2 separate regions of the Homo sapiens genome follow, and region 2 is linked to region 1. The links are chromatin contacts, found by Hi-C or POLR2A ChIA-PET in ENCODE. All regions are on one chromosome and are shown on one strand. The core of a region is the stretch at or near the end of the contact, and the rest is flanking DNA. Distances in the headings are between cores, read along the strand shown.

What was found. A loop is a pair of places that touch in the nucleus more often than their neighbours do. ChIA-PET counts read pairs that join two places held with the same protein, here RNA polymerase II (POLR2A). Pooled maps may share reads with other maps.
Region 2: a loop to region 1 is called in a map of GM12878, with 2.8 times the contacts of the local background. The contact joins two enhancer-like sites. A Hi-C loop is called at or near these places in 24 of 168 maps with a recorded cell type or tissue (CD8-positive, alpha-beta T cell, GM12878, HepG2 and 17 more), 6 of 37 single-sample maps with no recorded cell type and 17 of 50 pooled maps. POLR2A ChIA-PET finds 5 or more read pairs at or near these places in 7 of 52 experiments (A673, AG04449, AG04450 and 4 more).

Annotation. Positions count from the first base shown.
Region 1 is chr7:2,097,141-2,101,803 of GRCh38, reverse strand. The region is part of intron 11 of MAD1L1 (mitotic arrest deficient 1 like 1); the gene reads left to right. Among named protein-coding and RNA genes, the nearest start is that of SNORA114, 10 kb to the right of the region's middle. RefSeq lists an enhancer at 1,296-1,345. Within about 2 kb of position 2,148, at least 4 of the 41 ENCODE cell types and tissues checked have a DNase peak (open chromatin) inside an H3K27ac peak, as active enhancers do.
Region 2 is chr7:2,164,135-2,168,797 of GRCh38, reverse strand. The region is part of intron 10 of MAD1L1 (mitotic arrest deficient 1 like 1); the gene reads left to right. Among named protein-coding and RNA genes, the nearest start is that of MAD1L1, 66 kb to the left of the region's middle. RefSeq lists enhancers at 1-516, 2,506-2,835 and a silencer at 2,471-2,681. Within about 2 kb of position 2,082, at least 5 of the 41 ENCODE cell types and tissues checked have a DNase peak (open chromatin) inside an H3K27ac peak, as active enhancers do.

The DNA.
Region 1 (4,663 bases), core at 899-3,398:
GCCAACAGTCTAGTGGGTGAGCAGCATAGAAGCTGTTCACTTTGGTGAGCATGGAGCCGGTAGTCTGGTGGGTGGCAGCATAGAGGCTGCTCACTTTGGTAAGTTGAGGGAAGAAGCGTCTTTGTTCTTTACTGGCTCTCAGGGTCCAGGTGCACAGCCTCCTGGATGGAGGCCCTTTAGGAATGGAGCCCCAGTCTCACGCCAGGCACCCGGATGGAGACCCTTTAGGAGTGGAGCCCCAGTCTCCTGCCACCCACCTGGATGGAGACCCTTTAGGAGTGGAGCCCCAGTCTCATGCCACCCACCTGGATGGAGACCCTTTAGGAGTGGAGCCCCAGTCTCATGCCACCCACCTGGATGGAGACCCTTTAGGAGTGGAGCCCCAGTCTCATGCCACCCACCTGGATGGAGACCCTTTAGGAGTGGAGCCCCAGTCTCATGCCACCCACCTGGATGGAGACCCTTTAGGAGTGGAGCCCCAGTCTCATGCCACCCACCTGAATGGAGACCCTTTAGGAGTGGAGCCCCAGTCTCGCGCCAGGCACAGTGGCTGTGGCCCTTCCCCCCAGGGCAGACCCCATAGCACAAAAGCCCGCATCCTCTTTGGTGTATGAATGTTCCCACAGTGGAAACTAGGGTTTTTCCAGTCCCTTGTGACAAAGGATTATGAGTTTTTTCCCATTGAAGGGGAGCAAGTTTCTGAGGGTGGGAAGGAAGCCGTTGAAAACAAATTGGCAGCACTCCCCCCATCCTCTTGCTGATGGGGAAAGTGGTTAATTAGGTGATTTTTCTCTTCCCCTGACACGTGCAAATGAGGCTTCGTTAATAACTGCACTGTTACAGAAATGATACGACTTTAACACCAACGTCAAGTTGTCAGGCGTGTCTGCAGAGTGGAGGTGGGGGGCACTGGAGGCCCCTGCGCCCCTCCCGACAGGAGTCATGCTGGAGCCGCGCCTCCAGTCGCTGGGGCTTGGCCTTGGGCAACGAGCTGTTCCCCTCCCACCCTCCAACCCCCTTCAGGGCCAGCTTAATTATTTAAAACTGATGATAAAAACAGAATGAGCTGCCAAGATGAAGTGATGATTTGCGGCCAGGACCTGGGGCTTGGGTGGACGCGGCTCCCACTCTCCCTGCTTGCTGTGTGCTGGCCCAGTGCGGCCGTTTCCAAGGACGCCTTCCGGTTTGCAGCCAGGGCCCAGGACACGGACAGCATCTCTGCTCTCAGGTGTCAGGAGGCCTGCAGATGGTGCAGGGCCCGCTCAGGGCTTGTCCTGCCAGGACGAGGCAGACGCGCCGGGTGGGCAGGTGGGTAGGGTAAAGCAGAAGCAAAGCGGCAGTACCACAGAGCAAGGCACCAGCATTGTAATGTCTGGAGTGTGGCACCCCCTCCAGGAAGCAGGTGCTTCACGCTCAGAAGCGCCTGGCTGTGGCATGCTTCTTACTATCTGTCAGAAGGCTCAAGGTCAAAAGGCCGTGCTTTCTGCCATAGAGTTTCAAGAGTAAAGGAGAACGCGGAGATCTAGTCAGCTGGGATTCCTAGCTCTGCTCAGAAACAGGCTGGGCTTTGAGACCTTTTCCTCCTCATTTTCCCTGCTGGTCTGGAACAGAAAGTACTTGCAGCTGACTGCGCTGGCCGTCGTAAAGCAGTGTGCACCTGTCTCTCAAACCTCAATGGTTGCCTGGGATTTGCTTCTCACCTATGTCCTTATCCATCAACAGGTAGTTATTAAATGCCCATGTCCCTGAGACGGTTTTGGGCTTTGTGTGGCTGGGGGCGAAGTGTAAGGAATGACCTCTACCTGTAAGGAGCTCACAGCCAGCCCCTTGGCTTGAGCTGTGAGAAGTTTGAAAATCCATGTGCTAGGTTAGCCCAGATGACACCAAGAGCATTGGTGCTGGTTCTTCTGAGTCATGCCTGGGGCATCGAGGGCTGGGCTGGTGGGAGGTGACTCCTCACAGTCGGCAGCCAGTCCCACTGGGGATAGTTTCATGGCCAGAATGGCCTACCAGGGGCTCCTCCCTGCAGGGTTGAGAGCTCACGCCTGAGGACTGTTCACAGGAAGCCACGGCCCGGGTGCTTCCTGGGTCTCGGGTAGGAGTACCTCTTCTGAACCACGTCTAATGGGTTTTTTGAAGAGAAGAGAAATGAATCTCCCAGTGCTGACTTCTGAGATTCGGCTGTCTCCCAGCCCGATGCGCTCACTTCCGTCCACGCTCCCGCCTGGCCTCTGGGTGGCGGGTTGTTAGTACAGTAAAGATTGCTAGCTGTCTCTTTTGCAAATCTAAAATGAGATTTCATTTTTTTAAATAAAAAGAAAAAAGTGCTTGAACATTTGCAGCTGGGAGATAGCACAGATTAGAAACATTACTTATCTCTGCTGCACAAAAGAAGGCAGCGAGAGAGGAATAAATTGCTGTTGAATGCTAACGAAGCCAAGGCGGCAGGGGCTGCGGGAAACAACTCCTGTTGAGGAACAGAGCGAGCACCTGACCTGCACCCTCCACAGTGGGCCGGGCGCCGGAGTGCACAGGGCAGGCGGGGCTGTGGGTCCAGGTGAGACAGGCTGTGGCTGCTGCATGTTGACCTGGCGGTCGGGGTGGAGTCTGGTCACCAGTGTTAGCGGTGCGTTGGGGGATGCTCCTTCCTGGACCATGGGAGGCTGTGCTACCACTGCGCTTAGGAGCCTCAGTGAAGCTCACCCTCTTCAGCCACGTGCACTGGGGTCACTTGTGTTTCTGTCACCCTTGCCACCCATCGTGTCAGGAGGCCTCCGTGTCCATGCCAGGGTGCCCTCCATCCCCAGACATTCCGGCACCTTCCTGTTGTTTCCTCTATAAGAATTCCCACCTGCCCTCTTGGCTTAGCAAATTCCAGCTCAGCCTTTGAGGTCCAGTTCGAGTAGCGTCTTTTCTGACCCCTTTATTTGGCCCTCCAGGGGCTTTCCTTCTGTTCCTCCATTTCCCCTTGGGCCCACCTCTGGGGACGCCGGGCCTTGGTGCGTGATGCCTGGCGTGTGGTGTGAGCCCTGTGGTGTGTAGATCTTCATTGCCTCTGGCTCATGCCGGGCAGCTATCGGGTGTGGTAGTGCGCTCCCTTGGGCCTCCTGGAGCAGTGGCAGCAGGCGGCTCTTGCATGTGCCGTGTCCTCCGTGACCAGGGCTGTGCTGGATGGACGTGTCTGCCGTGCTGTGCTCCCTGCCCATTTGTTTGAGGGGGCCGTCCTTAGCGTAGCCTTCCTGACTTGTTAACCAGGCAAGAGACCATACACATGATGGCTTGGGTGACTGCTGCTGCGTACGGCATGGTTGGTGGGACCCCAGGCAGCAGGGGAGAGGGACCCTGGCTATTTGGATCTCTGCGGTGAGTGGGAGGGACTCTTGCCCACTTTGTGTCTGGTTGTCACAGGGTTTAGGGCCCGAGGTCTCTTGTTCCTGTCTGGACTGAGCACCTGGGTCCCCGTGGCGTGTGCTGCGCAGGCCTCATCTGTGGACGGAGGGTGTTTGCCATGCGCCTTCTGCGCAGAGGCCTGGTGTGTGACTGGCGCTCTGGTGCTACGGGGCTTTGGCAGAGGACGGCGCTGTGCAGTCAGCCCCAGTCCTGGGGCCTCAAAGACTCAAGGTCATTTTGAGTCCTCCAAAGCAAGGTGATTCCAAGTGTGTCTTCAGAGTCTGAAGTCGCGGGCGTCCTCACTGATCTGTCCTCTGTGCCCCGAGAAGACAGAGCTGTGTGGCATGGAGCCGCCGCATGAGTGATTCCGCTGCCTTCCTCCCGCTGGAGGTGAAGCTTCCTCTCAGTTCCGTCTTACTTTGATCCAGTGCGACACCGCGCTGCTGAGCGTGCCCTCCCCGTTGGTCTGGGAGACCTGAGTGCAGAAGCCTACAGCAGGGGCACCCCTTCTGCTTTCCCGGCCCTCGTCCCTTGCTGAGGAACACTGCCCAGGCATGAGCCTCAGAATGGGCTGAGTCTCGATGCAGGCGCTGCTCCCAGGGGTCCCAGACGCCTCTGCAGCCTCAAGGCCTCACTGTCTCCCTTCCCCACTCAGCACCACTCCCTGCTGGTCCGGGCAGCCCCTGCTGCTGCTGTGTGTCTCTTGCCTCATCCCCTGTGCCAGGGGCGTGCCCTTCTGCACCTCCAGAGGCCTGGTGCCCGTGGATGGCCGGCTGTGGCTGTGGGTGTCCGCACCTCCTGCTGCCTGGGTTCTCACCCTCATAGCTTCTCTAGGTGTGAGAAGCACTTTCTCATTCACTGCCTGGCTCCCAGCTTGGGTTCCTTGGCATTCTCGGACCCATTGTTCCTCGGCCCCATTGCTTTCTCAGTGGTGTGGACTGAGATGAATTGGAGCAGTCGCCTGTCTGAGGCCTGGGCGGAGTGAGACCCCCTCCCCAGGTGTCCCGGCTCTGGCCCCCACGTCCTCGCTGCCTGCATTGTGCTGCTTTGGATTTTGGGCTGGTTTTGAGTCCTGTCCACTTGGTCTTGGCTGAGGAGGCCTTAGCGGTCATCTCCTCTTGTGTGTCCCGGAAACAAGGACGTTGAGGCCTGAGTGGGGTGAGCGCGTGCTTGGGTGCCGTGGGGTGGGGTGTGGCAGAGCCAAGAGGGGTGAGCGCGTGCCTGGGCGCCGTGGGGTGGGGCGTGGTGGAGCCGAGTAGGGTGAGCCTGTGCC
Region 2 (4,663 bases), core at 833-3,332, 67 kb before region 1:
TGCTCCAGGCTTGTGTTCTTCCTCCACCCTCCCAGAGCTCCTTGGTGTTCCGGCCTCAGGACCTTGACCTCGTGGCGCCCTCCACGCGGGAGTATCGTCCTGTGCCTTCTCGCGGCTGGTTCACCCACACCAGCCACATCATCAGAAGGAAGAGATTCTTAGGCGATTTTTGTTTGCTGAAGGAGAATCACAGATCAGGATGAGGTCTCCTGGTCCCTTCCTCCCTTTTAAGGACAGATAACTGAAGTTCAGGAAAGCCCAGGCCACACAGCAGGCCAGGGACCAGCTGGGGCCACAGCCCAGGCCTGCAGGTGCATGGCTGTTGCCTTTCTAGAGTTCTGAGGCCTTTTCTCTCCCTTTATTGCTCAGCAAGTTCAAAGAACATCTCGCTAATGATGCACCTTTTTCTGAGTTTCTGTTCGTTAAAGTCCTTTGTTCCCACATTGCCTTTGATTGTTTCTCTAGAAGCCAGATTTACTTGATTTTCAATTCACTGTTCTTTTTTTTTCTTTTTTTAGACAGTCTCGCTCTGTCACCCAGGTTGGAGTGCAGTGGCACGATCTCGGCTCACTGCAACCTCTGCCTCCTGGGTTCAAGCCATTCTCCTGCCTCAGCCTCCCGAGTAGCTGGGACTACAGGCACCCACCACCACGCCTGGCTAATTTTTGTATTTTTAGTAGAGATGGGGTTTCGCCATGTTGGCCAGGCTGTTCTTGAACTCCTGACCTCAAGTGATCCACCCGCCTCGGCCTCCCAAAGTGCTGGGATTACAGGCGTGAGCCACCATGCCCGTCCAATTTACTGTTCTTTACTCTGCAATCTGCTGCCTCTTTGCCAAAATAAATCTTTGCAGGTAAGATAGGTGCGGTGGGGAGTGTGAAATTTATTACAGAATGGTTATTTTGCTTCTTAAAAAATTTTTGTTTTAAGAGGCAGAGTCTTGCCATGTTGCCCTGGCTGGTATCAAACTCCTGGCTTACACGATCCTCCTGCCTTGGCCTCCCAAAGTGCTGGGATTACAGGCATACACCATCATGCCTGGTCTAAAATATTGTGTTTTTTTTTTTAATTTTTTTAAGAGATGAGGTTGCCCAGGTTGGAGTGCAGTGATGTGATCATAGCTCACTACTGCCTCGAACTCCCGGGCTCAAGTGGTCCTCCCACCTCAGCCTCCTGAGTAGCTGGATTACAGGTGCCCACCACCATGCACGGCTAATTTTAATTATTATTATTATTATTATTATTTTTTGAGACGGAGTCTCGCTCTGTTGCCCAGGCTGGAGTGCAGTGGCGTGATCTCGGCTCACTGCAAGCTCCGCCTCCCGGGTTCACGCCATTCTCCTGCCTCAGCCTCCCGAGTAGCTGGGACTACAGGCGCCCGCCACCATGCCCGGCTAATTTTTTTTGTATTTTTAGTAGAGACGGGGTTTCACCGTGTTAGCCAGGATGGTCTCTATCTCCTGAGCTCGTGATCCGCCCGCCTCAGCCTCCCAAAGTGCTGGGATTACAGGCATGAGCTGCCGCGCCCGGCCTGCTAATCATGACTAAAGGTAGAACAGTCAGGAATGTCACCTGTTATCTCTGAAGTCATAGTCCCTTGGTTTTCCCTGACCTGCCTGCTACTGCGCCCACTTGCAGCAGCACCTCCGTTGCCCAGTGAAGCATGCTGCCCTGGTCTTACTGTTTCACCGGCACTCTCCTATCTGCGATGCCACTGTCCACAGCGGGGTTGCTTTAGGGTTTCGAGCTCACCTGGGGCCTTCCTGGGTTCTAGCCCCGTGAGCTACAGGCACTTCTTTGTAAAAGGGGATTCCACCAGTTAGGCAGATTCCGGTTCAGTCTCCAGCAGCCCGGGGCCCTTCCTGGAAGAGTGCTTTGTGAGCGGAGTGCGCCGCCCAGGTGTGTAGTGGTGCTTCTCAGGCCCATGGGCTGCCCTTCCCTGGGCCTCTTCTGTTTGAGGCCCTTGTCACTGGGTTCGCCTGGCATGATGATGGAGGCCCTGCAGCTCCCTGCCAGGCGTGGTTCCGCCCAGGTCATTCTCCCGGCCCAGCTGCTGTGGACAGTGGACACACGCTGTCACAGCCTCAGGCCGGCCGGGCCACGCCTCCCGGAAGCGGGCCTGCTTGTGTGTGGTTGCATCCCAAGCTCTCCACTTGCTGCCCCTGTTCTGAGCTTCTTGCCGAAGTTGTGTTTGGGGCCATTATCTAGCTTTCTTTTTGAACGTTTAAAGCATTCAAAAGATCAGCTTTTCCAAAGAGTGAGGAAACAGGGAGAGAAAATTATGGCATTTGTTTGAAAGGTTCTGAGGGCTTTTTTTTAGCTTGAACAGTTCAAACAGCGCCTCTTGTTAATCAGGAATGTTCTGGCATCCCTGGGGTGGTCACACGGGCTTAATTGGAACCCAGGCTGCTTTGAAGCCCTTGAGATCCTTCCTGAGCTGGGAGAAAGAGTGCGAGGGCAGCAACTGTAAAGCCGGCATTTCTTCATTTTATTTACATGTGTCTGGGGACCCTTGTAACTCATGTCCCTGCAGCAGTTGAGCCAAGTTGCTGACTTGTGGACAGCTCAGAGAGATGGGGGCCAGTTTCTGGCAAAAGAGCTGTAAAACATGGCCTGGGTCCAGGGCTGCGGCGGGATCCCCTCCTGGGAGGCGAGGTCTGGATGGACCACGTCACAGTCGTGGTGGCGTGGACTTTGCTGCTGGCGGCCTGTTCTTGTCAGAAGTTTCCACATGGGAGAACGTGTGGTTTTACTGAAGTCACTTAATGAGTGACCCTAATAGCTCTAAGACGTTCATCAGTATGGACCCCAGGACTTACTTCCTCTTTCGCAGAGCATGTGGACCCACAGTAACCACACTGGAGTTCCAGGCACAGGTGTACCCTGGGGGCCGGTCATTCTGCGTACACAGACCTGCCTTTGTCAGCGGGGCTGTGGGCAGCATGGGGTGGCCATCCAGCCATGGCCATGTTGCTCCAAGCCCCACCGTGGTCCTCAGGGGCACTCTGTCTCGCCCTGAGCCTCCAGCCACCTTGCCCGTCAGTCTTTCCCTGTACCTCTTGGGGATGGGGAGTCTGCCACCTAGCAAAGCACCCACTTGTCCCACCCCTTCCATTCTGTTGAGCTGAGACGCGTGTTTTGGTCGTTTCGTGCCGTGGACACCACCTTGGTTTAGTGAAACACGGCGCAGAGTCCCCTCTCCCCTGGACCACGTTTCCCCATTTCAGCTCCCTGCTGTGCACGGCTGCTTCTTCCCGCTCTGCAGAGGGTGGTCCTGGTGGCTGGAGTGCGGCAGGCAGCAGCATCCTCCCATGGTGGCTCGCATCCCAGAGTGTGACCGTGGGTTCATGCTGACGGCTCAGGCATCCCCTGAGCCTGGACACTGAAGTGTACAGATTGAGGTGTGTTGTTGGATGAGTCATGACAAGTGGAACATGTGCACTCGTCCAGATAACACACTTCTATCAGTCCAGAGTTCCCGGGGTCCCCCCAGTCCAGCCCTTCATCCCCGGCAGCTGTAGCTTAGCCTTGTTTGTTGTAGAACTTCCTATAAATTCTTCCCTTTCTATTTTTTTTCTTTTTCTTTTTTTTTTTGAGATGGAGTCTCACTTTGTCGCCCAGGCTGGAGTGCAATGGTGCGATCTCGGCTCACTGCAACCTCCACCTCCCGGGTTGAGGCGATTCTCCTGCCTCAACCTCCAGAATAGCTGGGATGACAGGCGTGAGCCACTGCGCCCAGCCGTATTTGTATTGCCCACCTTTTGTTTCGTTGAATCTGTGCTCAGGTGTCACCTTTCCCTAGCTAGAGCCCTTTCCTGGCCCTCCCGGGTCAACATGCCCCCTTCCCTCAGCCTCAGGCTTTCCACTCTTCTCCAGATCCGGCCACTGGATCAAGCCACTGTCACCTCCTCTGGGCCTTGGGGATGTCACCTGCCCACTCTTGTCATGGTCGGCCTCCTTAGCGAGCCACTCAGCTCTAGCTGCCAAGGACTCTGTCTGTTTGTCCATGTAGTGTCCTTGCTGGGCACACAGCAGGTGCTCAGTTAAATTTGTTCACTGGATGCAGATTCTGCAGGCATCTTCACAGATTATGCTGATGGAGCAGGTGTGCCCTACCACCATATGTTTCTACAATTGATTTTTTTTTGGTGCAACTGTCAAAAAATTTATTTTTCCTCTACCACCCGCAACCCCCCCCCCCCCCATTTTTCCTGCTTCTTAGTGTGGTTTTAGACTCTGATTCTGTCACTTAACATATCTGCTGTCTCCATTTGATGTGACCTACAACCTGATAGGCATGCCGTCTGCCCCTGCTCGGGCGATGGGCGTGGGCACCAGCAACCGTCACAGGGGTCCAGGGTTTTCCACTGACTGCCGGGTGCCCTCAGCGCAGAGCTCCTGCAGGAGGGTCGAATTGTCTGTTTCATAGACCAGAAAACTGAGGCTCAGCTGGGCCCTTCACCTGGCTGCCTCCAGAGTGCGGGCTTTCTGCTGTGCCAGGCTGTTCTCTTGCCTCTCCCATTCCTTTGCATCAGTCGGCACTCTGGAACAGTGCCTGAGGATGTTAGAATCACCTTATGTCTCCTCTGGAAAGAGGCCAGTGGATAGAGAAATATTTATTTCTGATCTTGTAGTCTCTGTTTATACAGCGGTTCGTTATACA